Regions from separate parts of the Homo sapiens genome. Here region 1 is linked to region 2. A link is a loop called in an ENCODE intact Hi-C map of the cell type or tissue named here. Cell type or tissue: heart right ventricle. All regions are shown on one strand. Each heading gives the region's core, and the rest is flanking DNA. Links, peaks and the distances in the headings are about the cores only.

The links. Peaks named below come from ENCODE experiments on the same cell type or tissue, not always from the same donor. Only the 100,000 strongest peaks of a DNase experiment are listed, where the experiment ranks them.
Region 1: it touches region 2 in a loop (3-fold over the local background); 5 of 110 quality-filtered maps call a loop at or near these places.

The regions. Positions count from the first base shown.
Region 1 is chr20:20,460,957-20,473,802 of GRCh38, forward strand. RALGAPA2 (Ral GTPase activating protein catalytic subunit alpha 2) reads right to left here. Exons shown (of 40, transcript NM_020343.4): 37 at 11,873-12,000. Among named protein-coding and RNA genes, the nearest start is that of INSM1, 99 kb to the left of the region's middle. RefSeq lists an enhancer at 3,013-3,062. In heart right ventricle, for the core only: no CTCF peak of the experiment used is centred there; no DNase peak of the experiment used is centred there.
Region 2 is chr20:20,405,361-20,418,206 of GRCh38, forward strand. RALGAPA2 (Ral GTPase activating protein catalytic subunit alpha 2) reads right to left here. Exons shown (of 40, transcript NM_020343.4): 38 at 6,667-6,788. Among named protein-coding and RNA genes, the nearest start is that of INSM1, 44 kb to the left of the region's middle. RefSeq lists an enhancer at 5,217-5,851. In heart right ventricle, for the core only: a CTCF peak has its summit at 2,750 (motif pointing left); a DNase peak (open chromatin) is centred at 5,513.

The DNA of each region.
Region 1 (12,846 bases), core at 2,950-10,949, 56 kb after region 2:
TCTCATCCCAATCTGAGCTGAAACCCACACTTAGGCTAAAATTCTACAAAAAATGGGGTGGTTTATGTGAAGTGCTTTCCTTAGTCAAATTTTCTGCAAAAATTATATGCATTTGACAAAATTATAGAGCATAAGTACAAAACCAATCTGTTTCTTTTTATTCAAATAATTTAGATGTTGTTTTCTGATGTAGTCTTCTGATGTGCATATGTCATTATAAGCAAAGAATGTTTATCCTGTTAAAGAGGCATACATTCTATTTTTCTAAATCAATGAGTAAACGGTATTTCTGAGACATTCTAAAGAGGCTCTTCTTTTTATAGGGGTTAAAAATTATATGAAAATACTCCTTAAATTTAAAACTAACTTACATTTTTACTGATATTCTTATTAAAATTGGTTTCTTTGGAGTATAAATTCAATTTAACTGAGTTCAATTTTTTTAATTTCAAAAGTGGGAAGAAAACACACATCACAGCTAAGCCGAACTCTCAGCAGGCAAATGTAATGTGATGACAGTTGCCATCTTCTGGGAGAAAGCTATGGCTCTTGGATGTTAAAGGCAGAGCATGATAGTAAGCAGCAGCAGCTCTCTCCATCAGCTCTACGCCTTCTTTAAATTCCACTGAGGATGGCAGTTTGGATGGAGACCCCAAAATCTATTCTGTCCATCTGTTTTATTATTCTTAGAACAACTGTCAAAAGTTGCCCAGGGATCAAGTTGCAAACATACTAATTTGCCTTTGAAAAGTAGGCCCTGGGGGAATTCTGGAACTCTGCTTATAAATTCAGAATCCCATCAGCCAGCAAGCCTGCCCTACCCTTTGTGGAGGTATGAGACTTTGCACTTCCAGGCATACATCTGCCTCAAAGCCGGGATGCACTGATATACTCACATCCCACTTCATAGGCAAATGAAGGGAGAACCAAAGGGACTTGGCATCTTAAGGGCTGGCTTGTTCCATGACAAGCAGACCCTGAGGTTTCAGGAGGCAGCCCCTTCATTGGTGTTGGATTAAGGACCAAAGCTTTGTGCTGGAGAGTTTAAACAAGTGGACAAGGCAGAGGGACAACATATTCTGTGCTCTTTTATATCCTAGGACCAAAGAGGAAGATTGAAGACCGAAATAAAGCATTAGAAAAAATAAGCTAAGGAAAGATAAAAATCATAAGCCACTAAACATTGTAGCATTTCATTTTTGTGATTCTGATGAAAAGAGTTACAAAAAGACCATCTGAACATACAGAATATCAGGTGTAGGTTTTCTAAGGAATAATGAGAAATCACCCAAGAGTTGGCTATTTAAAATATTGTGGCATTTTGGGGACATGCTATCCTACTAGAAACGAAAGCAGCTGTGCACTTCTCAAGTTGAATGTGTTAAAGCCATGTGCAAAACACAATGTAAACATTAAAGTGCATCTGGACTCCCTAGGGCTGGCACACGGGACACCTGATCATCACGGAGGAGAAAAGGGAGTGGGCACCAGCACAGAACCCTGCAGTATCCTTCCTTCCTCCACCCTGGCCCCAATGGTCTCTATCTAAGGCTTTCAAAGCACAGGGCCTCAGAAATGTATCTGAAGCACAAAATTCAAAGTACCCCTTTTAGAGTGTGGTAAAATTCCTCAGTAGTAAAACAGAAAGGACACCCTTTCAAGGCTAACATGATGGCATTTGGGTCGTACTCACCCCTAGATTACCAAAAAAGTATTCTGCTTTCATTAAAAAATTTACTTGAGTGTGTTGCAAATTACTCCAGCACGGAAACCTGCTGGGAGCTCACTGTATACGCCAGGGCAGACTCTGCACAGAAGGGACCACCATTTGGACTTGCCTGCTTTGTCCTTCTTTGGCTTTGCAGCGTCTCTTATTCTAATAAGGTATGTATTATCCTTTTTAGAGATTTGAATAACAGAAAGTCTCACTTTCAAAATATTGCTTATAATCCCAGAGTCCACTAAACGTTCTGTGGATGCTGTTTATGGCATTCTGTTCCTTTCAACATGGGACTGATAATTAGTAAACTGAAATTTGATTAATGTTGGATTAAGAGGTTCTGATGTCTCACTGCAATGTGTTATTTCAGTCTGTGGGCACCAGAAGAGATTGTCTTTAGGAAACTTGTTCCCTTCCCTTTCCAGAATAGGAGGATGGGCTTAAAACCCTGACTTTTTTTTTTTTTGTTAAAGAATTCAGTTTGTAGTCAACAGTTTATAATGTAGGATTCAGTTTTTTTTTTTTCTGTCTCACTGTTTTTTGTTTGTTTTCTCACTTTGAAGCTGGGGCCAATGAATTAACTATTTAAGAGAGAACAAAATAAACCTGAAATAAAAGTCTTCTTCCAAAAATGCCAAGGGTGGGCCTTCCTGGTTGAGTAAGTGATTTGGCATGGATAAACGGTTCAGACAGCTTTAGATCTCACCAGGCTTTGTACCCGCTTTTGATAATATTAAGAACTCCTCTGAAAACAAAGGAGCCGTGTGATATAAGTATCAAAGCCTATGAAAATGACTAGATAATATTTAAAGGGAAAATTAATAAATTTAGACTACTTTGTGCTTTTTTAAATTATGATTTTTATTAGGATTCATTAGGATTATAAAAAGTCTTGTAATGGCCAGACTTTTTTCTATGCTTCATGGCCAGAAGATTCCATGTCTCTTCCTTGCCTGTGTTTTAAAATTTATAATCTTGTTTGCCTACTGCTGAAAAGTGTGGAAGAATCAGGAATAATGGCTCCCTTTGAAGCTCTGTCATTCCCAAAGTAACCATCTGAATGCTAAAGAAATATTGTCATTTATGGAATGACCTTTTGCTCTTTGAATACTCAGACATTAATAAATGTTAAATGCTTAGCAATCCTAGCAGCACTATGAAAAAGGTAAGTTGGGTCAGCAAATACCCTCTTGCATGCTTTTGATATGATGACCATTTCCACTTTTCTAACAGCTTTCTAATAGCAAAAATGTATTTGGGAACAACAGTGGAATTTGTGTCATCATGACCAAATGATTACGGTGCAAACCCGAGATTCTTCTGGGGCCCAGCAGGCTTCTGGTCCCTATGGAAACGAAACCTCAGATATTGTCCTCCACTCAGCTGGAGGACGAAGCGCCAGGAGGCTTTTGTGCTTGGTGAGATTTCTTCCACAACCTTCCCGCAACAGACCCTAGTGCTTCCTCCAGACTCTTTTCTAATTGAGATGCAAATTAATCTCTCTGGCTGATTACACTTCCCTTAAAGCTACTGACAAATGCAGCTGTAACCAGAGTTTGCGGACTTTCCAACAAGTGACTTCAGCTGTCAGTATTTGCATGCTCAGCCAAGGCCCGCCCGCTCCCAGTCTCAGAGCCATGGAGAGCTTCCTTTAGGCATTACAAGCCTGTTTTATTTATGTGTATACAATTTACATACAATTAAGAGTTAAAAACAAAAAACCACAACTAGGTCCCTAGGATTTATAAATGGACTCTGACAATGAAATTAGGCCTTTTCAGACACTTCTTTCTGACCCAGGTCTAGAGAGTCACTCCTTTCTCAGGAGGCCAAGGCTTTGATGGTACATTTCCCTCCCACTTCCTTCTTGTCTGCAAGGTTTCTGACTTTAACAATGTTTGAATTCAATCTCTCTTTCAAAAACCAACTAAATAAACTAATGGCTCTAAGAAAATGGGATCACTTCCTTTATAGTGATCTCAATAAGATTCTGTTAATTTAAAATCAAATATGAAGTTACCATTCTAATTGCCAAGATTTCCATATAAATGTGCTTCAACAACTTAGGGGTGATAATGTTAGAATGATTATTTAGAGCACAATAAAAATATGCACAAAACACCCAGTAAGAAGAAAAAAACACAAAAACCAATTTTTCGGTAAAAATTATTTGCTTCCTCTTGAATCCTATCTATTTTTGAGTTCCTACTATGTGTCAGGTGCTATTTTAAGTGTTCAGGATCCAGCTGTAAACTAAACATTCAAAAATGGAAAAGAGAGAGTTAATGTATATTTATATACATACATATGCATACATATTCTATTCCTAAGGCTATATTTCACCTTAGGCAATTAAGGCCTTCAATTTTGAAAAAGTATCATTTTATAAAATATGATTTACTTTTGGCTTCTGTTTTCCAAAATGTTTCTTACCAAATTACTCTCCAGCTTCTTCCCTCCCCCCGCAGGCCTTCACACACACACACACACACACACACACACACACACACACACACACACACTCTCTCATACTAGGGGACAGCAGCAGAATGGACACAAGGCCCCCACTGGGAAAGCCAGCACTGTGGCAAGAGTGCCACATCTGAGACAGAGGATAGAGGAGGTTCAGGCTGGCAAGGAGTGAGTCAGAGCAGAGACGACTATGGGAGGGTGAGGGGTCCTTGGCACAGGAGGGCCTCAAGGGCAGTGTGAAGGGTGGGGTATAGCAGAGTGGCTGAGAGGAGACTCCCAGGTTAGGGGTCATCCCAGTGGGAAGCAGCACGCTCCCTATGATGGTTGGTAGTGAGATGCAGTGACCCACTGGGGATGGAGCTGAGAGAGGGGGGAAAGAGAGAAAGAAGGAAGAATGAGGCTGTTCCTGATATTCCCCTAGGGGGAGCATCAGCCTGGTTTCTCCACAGGCTGTGAGGTTGAGAATAACTTCTGAAGGGATGGTCTTTTTTCTAACAGTGAGATGTCACTCTATAGCAAAAATAGCAGAGTGTACCACCTTCTCTCGAGATTTCTCCTGCACCTTCGCACTTCTCACGGGCCTCATTTCCATGCACCAAGAGTGGAGGGCAGCTCCTACCCCAGGGAACCAGCCTTTCACACAGAAGAGGACCTTCTGCAAGGCACTGAATGAACAGCATTCTACCAGCCTTTATTTTAATACCCACAATGGTAAAAAAGTAAATATTTCCTGAGGCCTAACTCCACAGTTAGGTGGTTCCATTTTTACAACAGAGGTTTGAAACTCCAGTATCTGCAAGGGCCAGGCTGATAATATACAACAATTGCAGGTAACGTTTGCTGGGCTTTCACCAAGGAACAGGCACTGTTTTACCTGCTTGGCCCATTAGCCCTCTCACCAACTCAGAGAGACCAAATGGTGGGTGCCATGGTGGTGGTGCCTGGCACCAGGCCTCAGCACTGGGGAGACACCAGGAGGGACTGTGGTGACCGTGACAGCACATATTCTGTGGAGAGACTGCTGTCAGTAGAAGGAAGGCCCCATAGGGTCAGATATTCTGATTCTTCAGGAGAAGTCAAAAGTCTAGATTTTTTAAAAATGCAAACTCTCCCAATTTTTCAGCATGGCTGACAAACTCAATTTTTAGTTTAGTTTTTTGGTAATGTGAGGAGGACAACTGCAGTTAAAACAAAGCCCATCTGTGGGCTGGATTTGGTGTGCTGGCAGCTGGTCTGCCCACTCTGGTTTTTGAATGTTTGACTTGACACTGAGATAAAGCTGCTTCCTGGTTGCTTCTATTCACTGGTCACAGTTCTGCAGACTGCCATCCTCTTTTAATACCTCTCAGACTCCTGAAACAATTACTTCTTGGTTTTAATGGCTCTCCATTTGGTTACAATTTCTCTGGATTGGCTCTGGGTTGGTCGAGGTCCCTTTTAAAATGTGGCCCCAGGGCTGCACACCACCTTTGGATGCTCCCTGAGGCTGCAGGAGCACAGGCCGTAGTTCCTGTGACTGGACCTCATGTTTCCTATGCAGAGGTCTCAAGAGAATGCTGGTGTGGCTGGCTGTTGCATCACTCTCATCTCTCATCTCCAATCTGTGGCCAACCGAAATCCTCAGACATTGTTCACAATGACTGCTATGAAACCACATCACTCTCACCCTGTACTCAGGCAGCTGATTATCCAAAGCCCAGTACATAACGTTACATTTTGCCCTCTTAAACCTCATCTTGCTGGCTTGGGCCTGGAAGTCTCTCATCTGTTGAGATAATCCTAATGTGTGACTTTGCATCGTGTCAAATTAGTTAACCCTCTCAGCTTTCTGACAAATGGTGGCTTGATAAACATGTTTTAGACCTTTATGAAAGTTACTGAAAAAACTGCTGACTGGAAGACGGGTTAACAGCAAAGCTGTGGCATCGAAACCATACAAGACACACAAAGCTTCTTGCTGACTGGTGCCCATGAATTAATGTATTTTAGATTTGGTCACAGTGAAATCACCCAACTCTCAGGGGCCCATATTTCTCTCTTATACCTGCCAGATGATAGTATTTTATTTTATATTTTACCAAAATCAAGATGTATATGCTTCCTCTAATCTCCGAAAATAGTAATCTTATAAAACACACAGTAAGTGTGTTCCGGATACTTTGTCAACATATTCATTTCTGAAGGCTCACAGGCTATTTAGTAACCTAGTCTAATAATTTTACAAAGGATCCATGCAACATTCCAAAATTCATCCTTTAATCCTTTTTGAAAACAAAATATTTTCCTGTTTCCAATTTTGGGTACATCCTTTATTCTACATGATTTCTAAAAAAATATTTCTTGTGGTTCTGAGATTATTTGTTCTACAGCCAGATACACGTGGCCCTGCAGTCTGGAGCTTAGGTGCAAGAGCCATTGATTGATTGATTGATTGATTGATTGATTGTATTCTTAGCGACTTGAGTTTTAATTTATCCACTTAGGCACTTCTCTGTCCCTTCCCATTTGAAGGAGATGTGATAGAGAAGACGGAAGTCATTCAGATACTGGCTAACAGTGCCCACCTGCTAATTTACAGAGTCAAGAGCTCCTCTTTGAATCTTGATGTGAGTATTTTAACTATGAACGCATCAGAGAACGCAACCTTGTGCAGCTATATTGGTTGCTCCTCCAGGCCTCCCCTTTTTCTTTCTCAGAGGAATAATTTTAAGTTTTTAATAAAAATCCCCTTATTAAAAATCTCTAATTCCTCATTCCCTTTTACAGTCTCAGCCCACCCAGGGGAATATGCTATTTCTTCCTCTGAACTCTTCTTTTTGTAAGGTGCTTCCCAAGTGTCTAGGGTACAGGTCTACCAACATTTTTTTCCCATTCTTCTTCTTCTTTTTTCCCTCCCATTCTTATACAAACTCTACTGAAAGCTCATTACTTTTTGCAACGTCCAACGTCAAAAATCCATTCCTTCAAATTACTAAGAAATGGATCCAAAACAAAAATAGTAGTGCCTCTTGTTTGCATCTCTCAGAAGAGAGATGAGATTGTCTGCCAGCCAGGAATTTATCAAACACATGTCACCTTTGGTTGAATGTATGTCAGAGCTGATATCAAGTAGTAGAAATCCCCACTACAGCTATATTTTGCTTTGGGCCTGTTTAGAAATTTGGATTAGAAAAGCATGGCCATCCCTCCCATCTGGGGGTATAACTCCATTCTGGCTGCCGCTCTTCAATGCAGCCCCTCTCCCCATGCATTTTTCATTCACAGGCACGTGTTGACCTCACTCAGGAGTGTTTCTTTGTGGTGCTGCTACTATCTGATATGTTTTAACATCTTACCTTGCAGTAATTCAGTTCTAGGTCCTCTTATACCCAATCCTCCAGGTGAAGACTTGAGTCTGCTAGAACCAGTCATGAATAAAACCACCCAGTAGGATGTCTCTTTCTTGGCCAGTCTGCTGAAACTAACCCTTCATTTCTCTCTTTCCTGCTTTTCTGTGAAACCATTCTCTCCTATTCCCGTCTTTCTTTATCTCTGCCCCCTCCTTTCAAGCCATTTCTTCAAATGGCCCAGAGAGTTCTGTCTGCGATTCTGTTCTCATACCACCAAGAGACCACCGTTCTATTCTTCTCATTCTCTCCACACCCCCACAAATCTAGCAGGTCCCACACTGACTTAGTCCACCTCCTTTACCTAGATATCCAATCCATCATCCCTGCCACTGCCTTCGACGAGACCCCTGCTCTCTCTCAGAACCCCGTCCATGGCCCCTTAAATGTTTCCATCACCTCCATCCTGTGTGTGTGTGTGTGTGTGTTTGTGTGTGTGTGTGTGTGTGTGTGTGTATTCTATACTCTGCCATATGGAAGCATCTGTCATTCTCAAATGTGATAATATGATGTGCTCTTTCAAAGCCTGGTCCATGAACAAACATTGGCCCCTCATTTGGAGTATCTTCACATTTCTATTCCTAGCGGCAACGACTGTGCCTGGCACATGGCAGGGGCACTGTAAATGTTGACGAATGCTAACTGGTGCTGCCCGGCAAAATAGAACACATGGTACCATTTGACTTATTTTCTGAAATGTATGGAGATGAATGGAAAAAATAAAGATCTGTCCAGGAAAAAGAACCAAAGATCCCACTGAACAAGAAAGAAACAAGGTTGTTATAGCTTTAGGGAGAGGAGTCATTTTTGAAGATGTGAAAATTCGTAGCAGAATTTAGCAATGAGATTCCAAAGTCATGGGTCTAAGAGGGGACACTCTGGTACTATCAAACACATATGTTAACTGAAAATGAAAGTACATTTCACTTGTGAAAGAATGAGATACAAAATTATTTTTTCTTAGGCAGCCCAGTTCTCTCCATCAAATGCTGATAGTTACAGCGAGTAGAGATGGTGAATGCCATTGAGACTATTGTTCTATTGAAGTGGACGTTTATTTTAAAAAGCCACCATCTGTTTGATTCAGGGTGAACTCCTCCTAACGGGCACACTGCATATTGTGTGGCAACCTTTTCCCTGAAACAAGTTATTTGATGAGAAGAATGAAAACCTTGGCTCAAATGGTTGTGGAAACGTCTATCAGTTGACCACGGTTTGATTTTGGAATCTTTAGTCGGCTTGGGAATGGTAAACATAACATGTGGCAAGCTTCCCATTTACAACCCTCTAGGCACAGGAATAGGCTCTTTGATTGCCCATGAGGGATAGAAAAAGCAGATGGCAGGTGAGTTGGCCCTCATCACTCAGAAAAGCAGTGGCCACAAGATGAAGGCTCCACTTGACAAATTTGATTTAGCCTGCAGAGGACATCACAGGAGAACCCAGGAGGGACAAAGGGGCTGCGATGAACCGTTCCTGAGGGTGCTTTCCAAAGATACCCCTACTGTGCTTACATTTTTTTTTAATCATATAAGACAATGGTATTTTTCAGTCTTCTATGTGCCTTTGCTGCAGAGTTCCAACTGTTAACTCAGCCAAGGGCTCCCAAATAAGAACTGCTTTGATATTGATTCTAACTGCATTTACTTCTCAAAAAGACCCCCAAAGGGAAAATTTGCTCCAGCAATGCCCCCATCCTTAGCTTAATTAGAAATGTTTCATTTTCTTAAACATAGCGAACAAAATTAATATGTAACTGCCCACATTTCCACTTCTAGTTAAATATTATAAAAACTAAAGCCCAACTGACACGATTTTAAGGCAGTAAGTATCAGTCATTAGCTGGGGAGAGGACAGAGAGATAAGAAAAACTACTCCAAAGTAATTCCACTGGCTCGTTTCTTTAGTTGTCATCTTAGCACAGCATCCAGAGTAAACTCCCACAGCTGCCTGATGTCAGGTGCAATAAGTGGGGAGGGAGTGTAGGGCCCATCATGCCCAGCATGTGTAATCTCCCCAAGGGCTGAGGAGATCAGCAGTACCTTGGGCACACCTAGAACCGGGGCTGGCTATATAACCTGAGGGTCCCAGTGCAAAATGAAAATATAGGGCTCCTTTTTCAAAAAATAGGAAAAAATGCCTTTAAAGGTCCTAAAATATAAAGGTTTTCCTATTTGTCTGCAATCTCTCAACTTGTCATGGTATTTTTTATTTGCTATTTAATGTTATTCTAACATTACTGTTTTCCATTTTATTTGTTTTCTCTTATTATATTCCTTATTTCTGTCCTGAATATTAGCCCTTCTGCAGACAGAAATTAAAAGAATAGAGTAGTTAAATGATTGCAAAGTTTTCCCCACTAACTCCATCTCTATAAAAAATTAGGTATAACAGTTGATTTCTTGTTTTAAACAATTTATTTGAATAATACCAATTAAATTTTCTCCAGGTACAAGACAAAAAAAAGTTTAAAATATTGATAATGATCAACATAATAGTTTTTAAAATATTTTTCCTAATTTCTGTACTACATTGTTGTTTGAGATGTCAAGTTAGCTATTTTGTGAGTTAGAGTACATTTACTAACACACAATAGCATCAGTAGCCCTAGCTGGTATCCACATTAGTCCTGATGTGTCACTGCTTGAAAAGTTTTCAAAGTGATTCTGAATAGTATCCTTTGAACTTTTAAAAATACCATTTTCCCTAAACCTGATCATTCCAATTGTATCACATTAATTCTTATTTGAGAAAGCAGTGTTAAACAAAATAACAAAGCAAGTATTTTATAATGAGAAGTTCAGTAAGTAGAGAAGGTGACATGACAAAAGTCACAATGGAATTAATATAAAATGGAATTTTCTCATTTGTAAAATAAGATTTTTTTTTTTTTTTTTTTTTTGCTGCCTTGGTCCAACATACTTGACTGATGCGTGCCCAGCTCGTCCTAGTTGACATGCAAACTGACAAACTAATCGCTGAATAGTTCTTTCTCATTTCTGCCAAGAGGCTCTTTTTAATAGTATGTGAAATAAAAACTCCATGCTGAAGGCCAAATTGACACCAGCCACAAGATTACGTCTACAGTGTTGTGGAAATCACTGCAAAGAATGCCATCTCCAAAACACTCACCACCAGCCTGGACAAAGCACGAGAGAGTACACTGAAGGGAATAATCCTGCCCTGGCCCCCAGGGGAGGGACCAGATGGGACCTAATAGCTCTTTTCTACTACTCATTTCTATGATAATTTTAAGTTGCCACATGGCATATGTATTTTTTTTTAATCTAAAGGCAGAATATCAGTCAATGAAGTGACCAGGATTTTAATGAAAGGTATTTTTTCATGAACCGTATCTATTCACATGGGATAGTTTTCATCTACCCCCAACTCTCACTTGCTATAGCAACACATCACTTACTATCAGGTTGGGAGAAGTATATATAGAGGTCAAACACAATATGTTTCAAATTATTATCAATACCAATTAGAAACAAAGAGATTCTAAGTTTTATTAGGAGGTCACTTTTTTTGCATCAATTTTATAAGGTCACCCATCTTAATCTCTTTTTCTTATAACTTGAGATCATGCTTGAATTTAAGGACTACAGCAGGCCAATTAATGTTTGAGGAAAAAATTTTAGGAGTGAAATTTATTCTGTTTTTGGAAACAAAATCAGGAACTAGAGAAAATATCAATGATTTGGGAAAATTACAAAAGAATTTCTAGCTATTCCTATTGATAAGTCCAAATGCAACTTAATTCAGGACATCTTTCCCTCTACCCTCAACCAAATGCAATTTCTATCTCCTCTGATCTTCCAGAAACCTACTTGCACTTCTCAGGTGGTACCTGCCACATTCTTTGATTTATTAGGGTCATTTCATTTGCTTTGGTTTCTGGTAGGCACTCTGAATGAGCGATACGTTTTGCTCAGCATCCCACCTTATATACAATGGACTGCCACAAATAAGAGGGATACAGGATGAGACTGAACGTGGGGCAAAATACCTAAGAAGATATGAGCATCTCATAATGGTCACAGCTTCTCAGACACAAACGTATGTGAGTAAATTATGAAAGTAAACTCTAAGTTTAATGCAGCATAAAATTATTATATTTAATATAAATTAACAAATGCTATGAAAAACCACTATGTTATTTTTAACAGAGGTTGAAAAAAATTCTCTTCCCTCTTCAATTCAGTTTTGAATACTTACCTCTTATGAAAAACTGCCAGGAATCTTGATTCTGGGATGGTTAGTAAGTTACACATTTAAAGCAAAAAGATACAAGCTCTGGTAGAGTGGGATGAGGCACTTCACAGCCCTGCTGGCGTTGATGCACGTGGCACATACAAGGCTTGGCAGCAGCTTCCCACTCACTATGGCTCCATCAAACAGAGGCCCAAAAAATGGAACCTGTTGATTTGAAATGGAAAAACAAATTTTAAAAACTGATAAAAGTCAAATCAAAGATATGAGAGTAGCTGACTGATGTCAGACCTGCAATGAGCACTTAAGCTGTCACCCACAGAGCAGACGCTGACCTTAACAGGACACAGGTCTAGGGCTTTCAAATTGAGTGAAGCAGGACTGCCCCACAATGCTCCTTTACTAGGGATTCTTCAGCAAAACTTTCAATGACAAAATTTTACCAGGTTCTTCGTTTTTTCTCTTCTGTTGTCATTTACAGAAATGGTGTTGCTCTTAAGTGCCTACATCATGTGAATTATGCATGATACACAGACATGCTTCACTGCACACTATCCTTGCATCTGTCTGAAACCAGTTATGGAACTGGTAATGTTCCTGCCATGGGTCCTGATGTATATTAACTCTTAAAGGAGATGATGATGATCCCTGTCAACAACTACAAAGTCCTACACAGTCCTCATTCTTCTCGACCTTTTCCCCCTCTGCTTCCAAGATACTGCATTACCTTCATTTCCTTCTACTTTTTTTTGAGACAGGGTCTCCTTCTCTCACCCAAACTGGAGTGTAGTGGCACAATCATAGCCCATTGCAGCCTGGAACTTCTGGGCTCAAGCATCCTCCCACCTCAGTCTCCTGAGTAGCTGGGATTACAGTTGCACCACCACACCCAGCTTCTGTTTTTAATAGAGACTGGCTTTTCTTAGCTGAACCCATTTCTGTTATGTGGAAAACTCACAAGTTTCTGTGCTTGCCTTTTTTGGATTTATTTCTTCTCTCTCCTTTTTCCCCCATTAGAATTTCTTTAATTTTATTCAGTAACATGCAGATTGT
Region 2 (12,846 bases), core at 2,063-10,062:
GGAGAGACACAGGCCTGCATGAGATTCCCAGAGCCTTAGTTTGTGTTGCCTGAAGTGCCCTGCACAGTCCTGCTCAGTGGCAGCCTCCAGGGGCAACAAGGACCACGTCAGAGATGGTAACATCTGACAGGTAGCAGTGGCACTTTCCTAGCCAAGCAAATGAAAAGAATGCTTGTCTCATCTCTTCCAGAGCTGACACTGAGGAGAGTAAAAAAGTTTTAAAAGAACAAAGGGATGAAGAAGCACGAAGCCTAAAGTGGTGCTAAACAAGGTGATCGATAATTCCCTTTAAAACCCTCGAGACCATCTACGAAAGCACCTCGAATCAAGTTTCAGTTACTCGGTCTGTGGATTCGCTGGCTCCTGACTTCCCCTGCCTTTCTCCACACCGGCTTCTTATCAGATTTCTTGTCGGTGGCCCACTTTCACTAAGAGACTGGGAAGGAGGGGACAGATGAAACATAATTACGAGTGTTTGCTCTGCATCTTGCATCAGGCCCACACATCTGTGGTCTAGAGACACACCTGTGCTGCTTAAAGCAACAGCCTGATTCCTTTCTGTCCTCCTTTCTATTCACTCCTGTTGCATGTAGGAAAGAAATCCCATGTACCAGTCTCTAAAGAATTTACAGTCCATTATGGAGAGGAGACACACACGCAGGATAAAGGCTTACATATGCTAAGGAAAATCAAGATATATGTAACCACAAGTCGGATGGCACTAAAATTAAGGCCTAAATATTTCAGAGAGGATTTAGGGCAGTGGTTCTCAGTCCTGCCTGCACGTTAAAATACCCTCAGTTTTTTCTTTTTTTTCTTTTTTAAAATTCCATGCTCAGGTCACACCCCAGACCAATAAATCCGAATCTAGTGGAGGGACTCAAGCATCGGTATCTTTACAGCTTCACAGGGGATTCCAATGTGAAGCCAGAATTGAATCCCACTGGGTCTTGGTGATGGAATGATAGCTGGTAAAAAAAACTTTCTATCAATGTTGTACCATCTTTCCAAGAAGAATACATCTTAAATTGGAAAAAAATCAAAGCAAAAGTGGTCAGAATCAAGCCGGTTATGAGGGAAGGAAGACTTGGGCTGTGTCCAGAAGGGATTATGGGGGTAGAAGAAACATCTGTCCAAGGCAGTTGTCTGTAGGACATGTGGCAACACTTTGGCCAGCTACAGCCAAGTGTGCTGAGGGTGCTGAGTGGGATGGCTGAGTTATTGAATAGATGGTCATATAAGATAGTTTGTATTTAAGGAAAACTTTTGGGTCAGGTGCAGTGGCACACACCTGTAATCCTAGTACTTTGGGAGGCTGAGGTGGGCAGATCGCTTGAACCCAGGAGTTCAAGACCAGCCTGGGTAACATGGTGAACCCCTGTCTCTATAAGAAATACAGAAATTAGCTGCATGTGGTGGCTTATGCCTGTAGTTCCAGCTACTCAGGAGGCTGAGGCTAGAGGATTGCTCGAGCCTGGGACGGGAAGGATGCAGTGGGCTGTGCTCACACCAATGCAATCCAGGCCTGGGCGACAGAGTGAGACCAAAAGGGAAAACTTCTGTATTATCTGAATAGAGTAAAATTTGACTCTGGCCTTTAGTATGAATAAAGAGCTGGTAGCTACGGCTCTGATTATGGGATTATCACTATAGGGTGGGCACAGGGCTGGCATTTCCATGTGAAATGGGGAGGTGAAGATTGAGTTGGCACTGATTCCAACTTGCCCATGACCTTCGGTGGTCCCTTCCTGGGTTGGTCTTCAGCTTGCTCCAAATTAATGTGACAGGGTTAGACATGATCTTTCCTGAAGTCCCTTCTAGTTCAACATTCTATGATGTTCTTTGCTGGCTTCAGCAAAGTTATGGGGAAGCTGAACACATACAATTCAAAAGAAGCACTATTAATTAAAACCGTATTAAGACCACTTTAACAGGGAGGGAATGAATATGAATGTGATGAGTCTGTCACATGACTATCCTTTCAATGAGCGGGGAAACTCTTTTTGGTGGTTTGGGTTAGGATTTACTTGTGCTGTTTCTGGGAATTAACTTGATTATTAACTGCCCAGTGAAACGGCCAAGGAAGACTGCCTGTCAGGACTGCATGCGGAATGACGAGCTGCATATGGCGCGGAGGCCTTAGCAAGCAAAAGCTGGGTGTAGCCATATCCCTCTGGGCAAAGGCTGGTGAGTTCTAAGAGGAGTTTGTGTAGTGTCTACATCTCAGATTTGCTTTGGGGCGAATGTGTAACATAAGTGCCTCCATCTGCAGTTTTAGGAGAAGATTTTATTGGCCACCAAAATGACTCAGTGACACCAGGCAGAGTCTTCTGGCAAAGGTTCTGCAAACTTAACATAACGACTGTGTTGTAGAAGAAAAGCTACAGAAGTCTTTTTCATTAGGTAAGTGGCAATAATAACCCTTTCCACGAGGGCATCCAAGCAATTGTGTGAAAGATGAAAGTTTGCAGTTTTGTGCAGTAGCAGGAATGGCAGTGGCATCCTAAGACCGACTCAGACTAATCTGGTTTAAGCTCCAAATACGACCTACATTAAAAGTGGCAGACTCTGATGAAGCATAGTGAGGAATTTTCTCCCACTTGTTCTAAATCCTGGAGCCTTGACAATCCAGCCTATCATAAAGGAGGAAGTATTTCTGACCATATCTTGGAGAAATCAAATGCTGTGTTTATGCAGGGCTAACAAATAAACAAAGACCTGTGCTCCCTCTGCTGGCTCTCTATAGCAATATTGAAGCAGAAAGGAACCATACGTAGTATTGGCATCTTCAGCAAACACAAGTCAGTTTGGGTATTCCGAGAAGAACCACTCATTTAACTTGGTTTTGAACATTCTTTGAGAAAAATCTATCAACTTCTGACAAAGGCACTTGGAAATTCTTAAAATTAGATATTAAATGAGACATACCTGTAGCCCTTGGCTACCAGATTGCTAGCTGTGACCGTAATAGTGATCTGGGGATTGATTGATCAACAGACACAAGTGGATTCCTCCAAAATTTTTAGATCCAGACACAATCTTTAAGGCAGTTCTGAAAAAAATCTCAGGTCCAATGTAAAGTTCCTTTTTTTCTCTTTTATAAGAGCAACTTCTAAAAAGCAAAGATTTACACTATTTATATCTTTTCTGATAATGTCAAACACTAGACTTGATTTTCCAAATCATTAGCATGCAGAAGAATGACCTCATGGTGAACAGATGCACTTGGCTGTGAGCTGCAGTGATTACATCAGTCCCTCCCAGCAGTCGAGGGTGCCCATTCCAGTTAACCCTTTCAAGGCCTCTCTGCCGGTCCCTCTTTCTTGGTGATATGATTGAAAGCACAAATTTAGTCCCCCACCCCAATATGTGTGTGTGTGTGAGAGAGAAATGTATATGTGTATATAAATGTATTTATACATAAAACATATATATGTTAATTGCAACCAATATTTTAATACTGGCTACATTTTAGATTATTTAATGCTGGTCAAAAAAGGAAGGTAAACTATAGTGCTAGGTAAAAAAGTAGTTGAAATATCTTTACATGTCAGGTGTTATCAATACAAGTAATGGATGGAATAGATACAAGGTAGATACGATGGTCTTTAAAAATATTTTCTCATTAGGAAAATAGATTTTGTTTTGAAAGCTCTTTGAAAAATGCCGAGCGCTCATATATTAGCAGCTACACCACCATGTGTGGTTGACGGCGCATCCTGAACGCAAGCCTGTTCACCTGGCCAACCCACCCCCGCAGGGCTTGTTGGGCGGATGGGTAACAGCACCTGGATGGGGAGAGTCAGAAGCAGAGGGCATTTTCCAACAGTGGAAGCTTCAGGCACAGGCCATTCCCACCGAGTGCATCTCCCACTTTTACTTCAGACTTAAAGGCTGATTTTGGGGCTTTCCCTCTAGAAGTGGGGGCTGCATGCTGCTTTCTGGCTTGCTGCTACCAATACAGTGCAGAATGAATGCAGTGTTCAGGTGATGCTCCCTCTTCATTAATAATAAAGTCCTGGTGGTGAGGATACAAAGAAAACCTAGGAGCCCCTAATTCCTCAGATTGTGCATACGCATGTGAGCCCAAGCCCAAGGCCCTGCTTTGATGACACTGAGGGCCAGAGATGGTCTGATTGGGTCCTAAGTGCACTGTGGGAGCTTAAGCCGCTCAGGGTCAATTTTTCCAGTTGGCTTGTTGCTTGGAAGAACAGACTTCACCTCAATTTCTTAGTTTAAGCTGGCTGGCTCATCTGGGTTTGATCGCCCTTGTCCCAAGAACATAACAGTGTAAACAAATGACAAATGTTTTCATCTGTAGAAGTAGTAACAGATAGTGGACAGGGATTCCTCAAAAGCGAAGCCAGTATGTAAGCTAGAAGATGCTTCCGAAAACGTGCTTGTCTATGGTGCTGAAATGCTCTGTCCTCATTGTACTGCCCCACATTTCAGTTCAAATCAAGATTATATCTAGTTCATTCCTACTCAGCGTTATGAGAAGATATGCAAAGAATTAAAACAGAACATTATGCCTAGACTTAAAAATCACACTTAAGGATAGGCATGATAGACGTATAAAAATGTTTCCCACTCAACACTGAATTCCTTAAACCATGAACACTATGAAATGTAATACTGATGTTAATAATTTGAAAAGCGGAGGGAGTAGCATTTGTCTTGATATTCCATGTTTGGTTTCACGTTCCTTTTAGAAGAGTTCCAATGCCCACCCTCACATGCTGTCAGAATCTTCATTCTGCTAAGCAATTTTCAAAAATATGACGTTCTTGAAGAAGCCTATTGACAATCCTCTCCAAGTAGAGTTCTTAAAAACTCAAATTGCTCCTAGAATCTCACTCATTTCTATTGGTTTAAATAATTATGGATGTTTGGAAAAGATCAAATTAGTTTATACAGAGGCTAAAATATACATAGAAAACAAAGTCCATCATTATTCATTTTGATAATATCTTAATAATCTTAAGAATGTAACAGTTAAGGAATGAAAACATCTAGTTATTATTTACGTGTTTAATTTTAAGAAGTAAAAAGCTTTCTCAAGAGTTAAACAAACAAACAAAAAACAAAAAACAACCTGCACTGAAAAATCAAGTCCTCACGAAGAGGGGAATAATCTCATGAGGGTGGGAAAAAGCTGAATGAGATCTTTTTAAAATTAGCTTTGCTACAGATCCCTCATGTTCTTTCACTGAAAAATTAGAAACGATTTAAAATCTCTAGCCAGACCGAGTATGAAATCTTCATTTCCCTTGAAACGAATTTGTTTTTGTCTTAGATAGAATGTTGGCAGAGTGTATAAAAGAATTCAATTCACAGCTGTTCCACTTTTTTAATGTAAGAAACATTAATCAAAGCTTTAAGTTATAAGCTTTTCTCATGTTGCTTAGTATTCCAGTTCAACAAAGATCAATAGAGGCCATCCCAGTGTTCCTTGACGCCTCACCAGGAAGCAGAGGCGTGATTATGCAAATCACGCTGCTCCTGCACCTCTGCCAGCCTGCTTATCTCCCAAGCCTTCTGCCTGCTGCTCCTGGCTCCCTGCGCAAGTGCGTGCCTCTCCCTCTTATCTCCCAACAAAGCTCTGAGAGGCAAGGATTGAGGCCAGCGATGTTAAACAATGATGCATGGCTGATTTTATTTGTAAGTGATTTATTTCACTGGATTTAATTTTTTTTCACTTTGTGTATAAGATATTTGTTAACAAGTCAGAATAGGAGAAGTAAGGCAGTGTTCAGAGACAATTGACACAGGTTAGAAATCTATTAAGCACTCTAACAGTTTCATTTAAAGCAGTGGAAGAAGAAGGAAGCTCCTCACTGAGAATCTCAACATGCATTGGCTAAATATCCCATTTATTCTCTGAAAGGCAATTAATCTGTAATTATATGCAGAAATTTACAAGTAATAATTCTATTATTTGAAAGAAACACACAGTAATCACATAATCTGTTTAAGTGGCAATACATGTATTTTTCCCCCCAAACTGGAAATATAAAAAGAATAAAAACCTAAAAACAAGGAAATCTATGGAAACTTTCACAATTTTCCACTGGCCCTAATAAATGAAAATTATTGTAAGCTAGTTTCTAAACGGGTTCCACACCAGGTGCTGCTCCGGTCGGCGGCTTGTCCACATGACACAAACCACTCCAGAGAGACACGCACACTGCACTGCTGTAATGATGGACCCCGGGACACTGTCCTTCCATGTCTCCTGCATTAATCCCTGACCTTCGAATCTCGGCAGCATAATCCCCATTTAGCATTAGTAGCAACGGCTTCCACTGTGAGGAACTCTTTTTTGATAAGTAAGCACTGATTCGGGCATCGCTTTTAAACAGCATATTCCCAGCTCAGCAAGAAACCCACACTCCTGAATGAACCGGAGCACATTACTGAGAAAAAGTTCATTAACCTTGCTAGATTTGAAGGTTAACAGGATAGCTGAAGAAAGGAACTGAGTGAACAGCTCGAATACAAAACAAATTAAAATGAATGTCATCATTCCTTTTGATATTCATTAGTTGATTCAGAGGGAGAATGCTCTTCTTAAATTTGCAAAGCATTTATCTGTGAAAAACAGGTGTACATCTGCTGCTCGAATGCGTCTTAAGCGCGTGAGAGAAGAATAATGTAGACACTCACCCGTTCCGCTGAGGGAGTAGCTGGGAGAGGGAGAAAAGACTTGGGCTGCGAAATCCTCGAATGTCATTACTTCGCGGTGGTTCTGAATTATTGCTTCGAGATACAGAGCTCGCTCTTCATAGCTGCGGTAATCGGTTAAGGAAACAAGTGCACGTGCAAAGTGGCATGCAGAGCAGTGACAGAATTCACTTTTAATACCGTTGTGCAATTTTTTCTGTGTAAAAAAGTATCCTGCAGGTTCTTTACCATCTTGCAGAAAATTAAGTATTAGTCATAATTCATACCCAAATTCTGGTTTTGAGACCTAAGTTTCTCTTAGACTTTAATTGCATTAAATACTAATAACACTAAAAAACATGTAAAGCAACAGTTACAGAATAACATCATAAGATCATTAGGGTCGATTTAAACAAAAACAGGAGATACTGATTGCAATAGCATCTCTTTCCACTGACAGTGGTAGATCTTTTACATCCTATTTCAGTGGATAAAACATTCTTAGCCTACTGACATATGAGTTGATACTTCAAGCAACTTGGTGATACGACAGTGCAGACGCTTCTTAAAAATAAGAAGATGCAAGTTACTGGGAAGAGAGAAGGCTAGGAAGATAGATTCTGAGGGGGCATCAGAGCCTCTAACCAAGACAAGCTGTGAACATTGGAAAATAAGAACTACTATGTGAGAGAATCTACCAAGAGTGCACAGTGCAATTTAAAAAAAAAAGACTACTGCCTTTTAATTAAAACTGCAGTCTGGAACACACAGCATTCAAATGTGTAATCAAAAACCAGTCACCAATAAAACTTACAAGCGTAACACACTGAAGCAACTTTCCAGCTGTCTTAATAGGACCCCTGCGTGTGGCAGGCTTTCACAGGGCAGAAAGCAAATCTTCCCCTTTTGTGTGTGGCTTCTGTTTCCTTAGAAGGTGAATCATGCACTTCCAATAACAGGATAACGTCAGAACAATCCCACAATGGATGGAGGCACTGCACATACGACGTTATGAATTAACACTTGGGGAAGTCCGCATGACGTCTCATTTTCCCCTTCCTCATTATCAATGCAAAAGTTAAAAGACATGTTTCAGTCGTTTTGAAAATCATGCTAATTCTCCGGGAACACAGGGAATGCGGATCACCATCAGTTTATTATTGGCAGCTCCAGAAGAGGAAAAGTAACTCTAGCATTTCTCACTACATTTTCAAACTATCTTTTCAAAATGGCCTCTTTAAAAATACAAGTTGGTGACAATTATGTCCTTTCAATCAGCCTTCAAGACAGCACGTGTTTTTAAATGGTCAAATACTTTTCTGCTTTCTTATGGCAAAGTGTGCACACCGATCTCTAAATGCAGGCTCTTCCTCTCCCTACTCCTTCAGTTATATTCAGAGGATAATTTTCATACCGTGAGGAGACCAGAGGCATTCTAGGGCTGTGCTATCCCATACAGTAGCCACAAGCCACACGTGGATATCTCATTTTAAATCTGAATTAATTAAAGTAAAGAGCTAAAATTCAGTTGCTTTGCCCCTCCCCCCACCTTGCTATATTTTAAGCACTCAATAGCCGCACGTGGCTAGGGGTTCTATACTGGATCGCACAGATACAGGATGTGCCTGTCACCGTGGAAAGCACTACTGGACAGCGTGCTGCCAGAATTTCTCCGTAAGTTTGTTCTATACAACCTCAAGCAAGGAAAATGTGTTTGAAGATTTCCAAAGTGGCCCCTCTAATGATTTATGATCTTTTATATAGATGGGCACAACCGCCCAAGGCCTGGGCAGCATGAGCCTGAACTGGCTTCTTGACTGTGGGCTGAACTCCTGGTGACTCGCCTTAATGAACAGGCTGCCAAACTTCCTCAGCGAGAGGCGCCTGCTCAGGCCCAATTCTAGAGGGACCCACTAATGCCATTCACGTCTCATTATGAACACACTTATTCTGCACAGCACTTGGCTGTCGCCACGGCTCGGCCCTCCGTGCATGGCCCCAGCAAGCCGCTGGTCCGGGGAACAGCAGGACGTTAGGCCTGAGTGGCCGTCTGGCGAACAGGCACTCTGACACTAAGCTGGCACGTGCTGGCCCAGCAGGGGCTGAGCGAGGCGTGACAAATTACTCAAAGAGCTGAGCTAAACTTATGGCTGACAACCACCTGAGCCTTTGGACCGCCGTGGCCCGCTGTCAACGCTCAATTCATGGCTCCCCCTTTCAGTCCATCGTCTGCTTGTGGGCCTGGGTTAGAGCAAGCACGTCCCTCTAAAGACCTGTCATGCTCTGCCTAGCATCGTCCTGCTGTTTCCTCAAAGGCCCCACTGCGTCCAACACATCCACATACAGTGCTTGGGACAATGGTGAACAAAAAGGAAATGCGTGCGCATTTTGCTAACTACTCTGCGGAAGCCACGTATCTGGAAAGTGGCTGGCTATGTTAATCAAGCTCATGATCAAACCTACAAAGGGACGTTTTGCATAATACCAGATGAACTGACCCCAGACGGCAGCCCACCGTCCCAATCCTGGATGGCACTATCATAAGCTTGTTCTTGTCATAAGCTTGTCCTTGTCAAGGCTGAGAGATCTGGGCACCTTAGAGGAAGTCCAGCACTATATTTAGAGGAGTAATAATGAAGTTGTGAGATTCTCTGATTCAATGAATATTTATGGTCTGACTCCTAAATTAAGGCAGTAGGAGACAGAAAACATAAAGGTGCTTCCAGAACTGGATCCTGGAGGAGCAAGTGTTTCCTTCATAGAAGGTTCCTGACCCTGCCATGCATGCCCCCGACTGTCACACACAGCCCACACTCTCCCGCCCACTAACTGGAGTGTTAACAGTGCTAAACTGGGTGCTGTCATTTAGACAAACATCCATTAGGGATTGGGGTGAGACCAGGAGATCATCAAATACATTTTCGCTCATGGCCCAAGCCAGGGCATGTAAACACCCTGACAAAGAGAAAACAAATATCCCCTTAGCTCTGGCAGCGTTTAGAAACAGCCAAGGAGCTTGTGGGTGCCAAAAATCATTTCTTTTAGTAGCCATAAAAAACACAGCGCTGGGATCTTAACTGAATTAATTGCAAGGGCAATTTGGAGCAGTATCATCTGACATTTTCTTATCTAATATCCTTAGGGCTTCAATGCTGGTTGCTTTCTATAACAAAGGGCATTTATAATCTAGACATCAAAATGCTTGTAAGCTTTTCACATGTAAGACATGTTAAAATGTTAAGTGAATGCTGAAATAATGCTGATCCCTGGACGGTCAAAGACCTTTCACTGAAAGAGGCACCAGGTCACCAATCCGATCCCTGTTTCAATACTAGCCATGGCCCTTTTGTTCCCTTAAAAAGTTTACTAACAAATGTGTAACTTTTAATTCTGTTCTGAATTATTATCTCATGAAAAGCCACACACAACAAAGTACTTTTTTAAAGAGCAGTTTTCCCCTGGATTACTCAATTCAGGGAACATTCAAATTACTGACCAGAAACCCATCTTGGCTTCTGGACATTTCTCAGTTTCTTTAGCCACTCATTCTGTTCACATTTTCACATATGAATTTTTATCAAGAATTTTGATTAAGAGACAGGCCTGTAGTCCCAGTGACTCAGGAGGCTGAGGTGGGAGGATCACTTGAGCCCAAGAGTTTGAGTCCAGCCTGGGCAACATAGCAAGATTCTGTCTCTAGAATAAAAAATAAAAAAATGGATAATATTCCTCTACTTTACTAAAGAGGTTATACGCCTTTACTGGTTACATTTTATCAAAAATTTCCAAGAGAACTTCTCGAGACTCTCAAGACACACCCTGCTGAATCTGCAGAGCTGTAAGAATCTGAGAATCTGAACCTGTCCCCCAACTTTACTCTCATTATTGTTTGTTTTAGGTTTTAGAAATGACAGTAGCAGCATGACAGTCAGGAAGGAGCTTGTATTTTGGTGGAAGGAAGGCAGGGTTTGAATCTCAGCTGCCCTTTTCCCTGCTAGGTGTTGATGTCCCCATTTTACATGTGAGACAGCTGAGGCAAGTGGTTCCGACTCCAGCCTCAGTTGTCCTACTAAATGTAAAATGGGGACAACAACGCCTGTTCTCAGGACGGCTGGGAAGATTAAATAGAATCCTATATATGAAGCATCTACCTGGGTTCCAGCACAAAAAGAAAAGCATGATAAATCTGGATTGACTCCTCCCTGCCTCTACCATGTGGGCCTAGGGTTTTGTTGCAGAAAGAATGTAGTAGGTAAGCTGGAGGAGAGTTCTGTGTCAGGCTCCATGGCAAGCAAACCCCCTTTAGGCTACACCCTCATGAGCAGGGAAGTCCTGTGGTCTCCATTTTACTGATCAGGTAATGAGAGCTCAGAGAGTTCAAGAAATTTTCTTGAATCACAGTCACACAGTAATGGAATTAAGGCTACAGCCCAGGTCCTCTAACCTTTACTGCTTTCATCTAATATCTTGAATTCTAGAATAAATGGTGTTAAGTTCAAGATCATGTGTGAGGATGGGAACTAAACTCCAAATGAGACAAATCAACTGACTTAAATATACGTGAGCTATAATAACCAACCCGCAACGTAAACCTGAGTGCGTATGTGTAAGCTGCATCTATACCCAGATCATGCTGACTTTATAAAATACAACAAAACAACAATTATTCCATTTTAATTTCTTTTTACTCATTCGGGCTATGTGTTTGTTGACTGTTGTTTAGCACTATCAAGCTTCTTTTATCAAAGAAATAAAGAGAACTGTCTGTAAGAGGCTATGTTGCAGACTGTATTTTTTCAACCCTTGAAACCCTTCTTGCCTGAACCTTCTCTAAATTTCCCAAGAGTGGACATGACGCTCAGACTGGCAAAGTGGCCCCGGACACAGGCAGCCTCCTGACATCAGTGTGTGTGTGCTGTAACAGTTTGCGTACCCACCTCAGTTTTCTTTCTGAACTCATGCAGCCTCTAATCACTGGCACAAGCAAGCCCAGAGCTAGCCATTCTCATGACTCTAACTCCCATGGCAGTGATCTGCAGAGGAGGGAATGTCATGTTTCAGAACCACCTGGGACGCTTCAGCCATCCACGCATCCCTCTCAAAAGTTCTGGCGCCCCCGAGTTCTGCTGCCACTGTTCCATCCCTTGAGTACATTAGGGTGTGTAAAAGGTTGAAAACCTCTGGCTAAATAGCTACCACGTATGACCATCTTAAGCCTCCTTATGTTAGTTTTCTGTGGCTGCTGGAAATGACCACCAACTGGGTGGCTTAAAACAACAGAAATTTATTCTCTCACTAGTTTTGGGAGGCCACAGGTCCAAAATCAAGACGACAGCAGAGGCTGCAGGAGAGATTTTGTTCATGCTTCTTCCAGTTCCAGGTGGCTGTCTGCATTCACGGGGCTGCATGACTCTCCTCTTTGCTTCCATGGCTACATGGCCTCTTCCTATTCTATGTGTCTCTCATAAAGGACACTCCTCACTGGATTTACTGCTCTCCTGGATAACCCAGAATGATCTCCTCATTTCAAGATCCTTAACTTATATCAGCACACAGCCTTGAGTCAAATAGTTAACATTCACAGGTTCCAGGAACTGGGACACAGACATATGGTTTTTTGGGACCATGGTTTACTTCAATAAACTCCTTGAGGACACCATATGAGTCAGGTTCATCAAATTTATGTCAAGAGAAATTTATTCTCTTACGTCACTCATACAATCTAGCTTAAAAGCACCCCACATAATATTTACTGAATGAATAAATGAAGGCCTGAAATTCGTGTCCATTGCTTTAAGCTATGAGACAGCTAGATATATTCTAGGCAATAGCAACTTGTAAGGAGAGGTTAGAGAGTTCAATTTGAAGTAAAATTATACACAGATTTAGAAAACTGCGTGATAAAAACTTTTAGAGGAATGTATGGGGGCAAACTCTTTATGACCTTGGGGTATGGAAAATCTCTTAAGAAACCAAAACATGAACCACAGGGAGAAGAGACTGGTACATCTGACCACATTCAAAGTAAGAGCTCCTGTTTACCACAATACTGTAAAGAAGGTAGAACTACTAGGCACAACGTGGGAGGAAGCATCTGCGACTCAGAGCTGGCAAGGGGTAGGTGCCAGAATATAAGAAGAACGCCGAGCAAATCCATAAGAGAAAGTCAAATAACCTACTAGA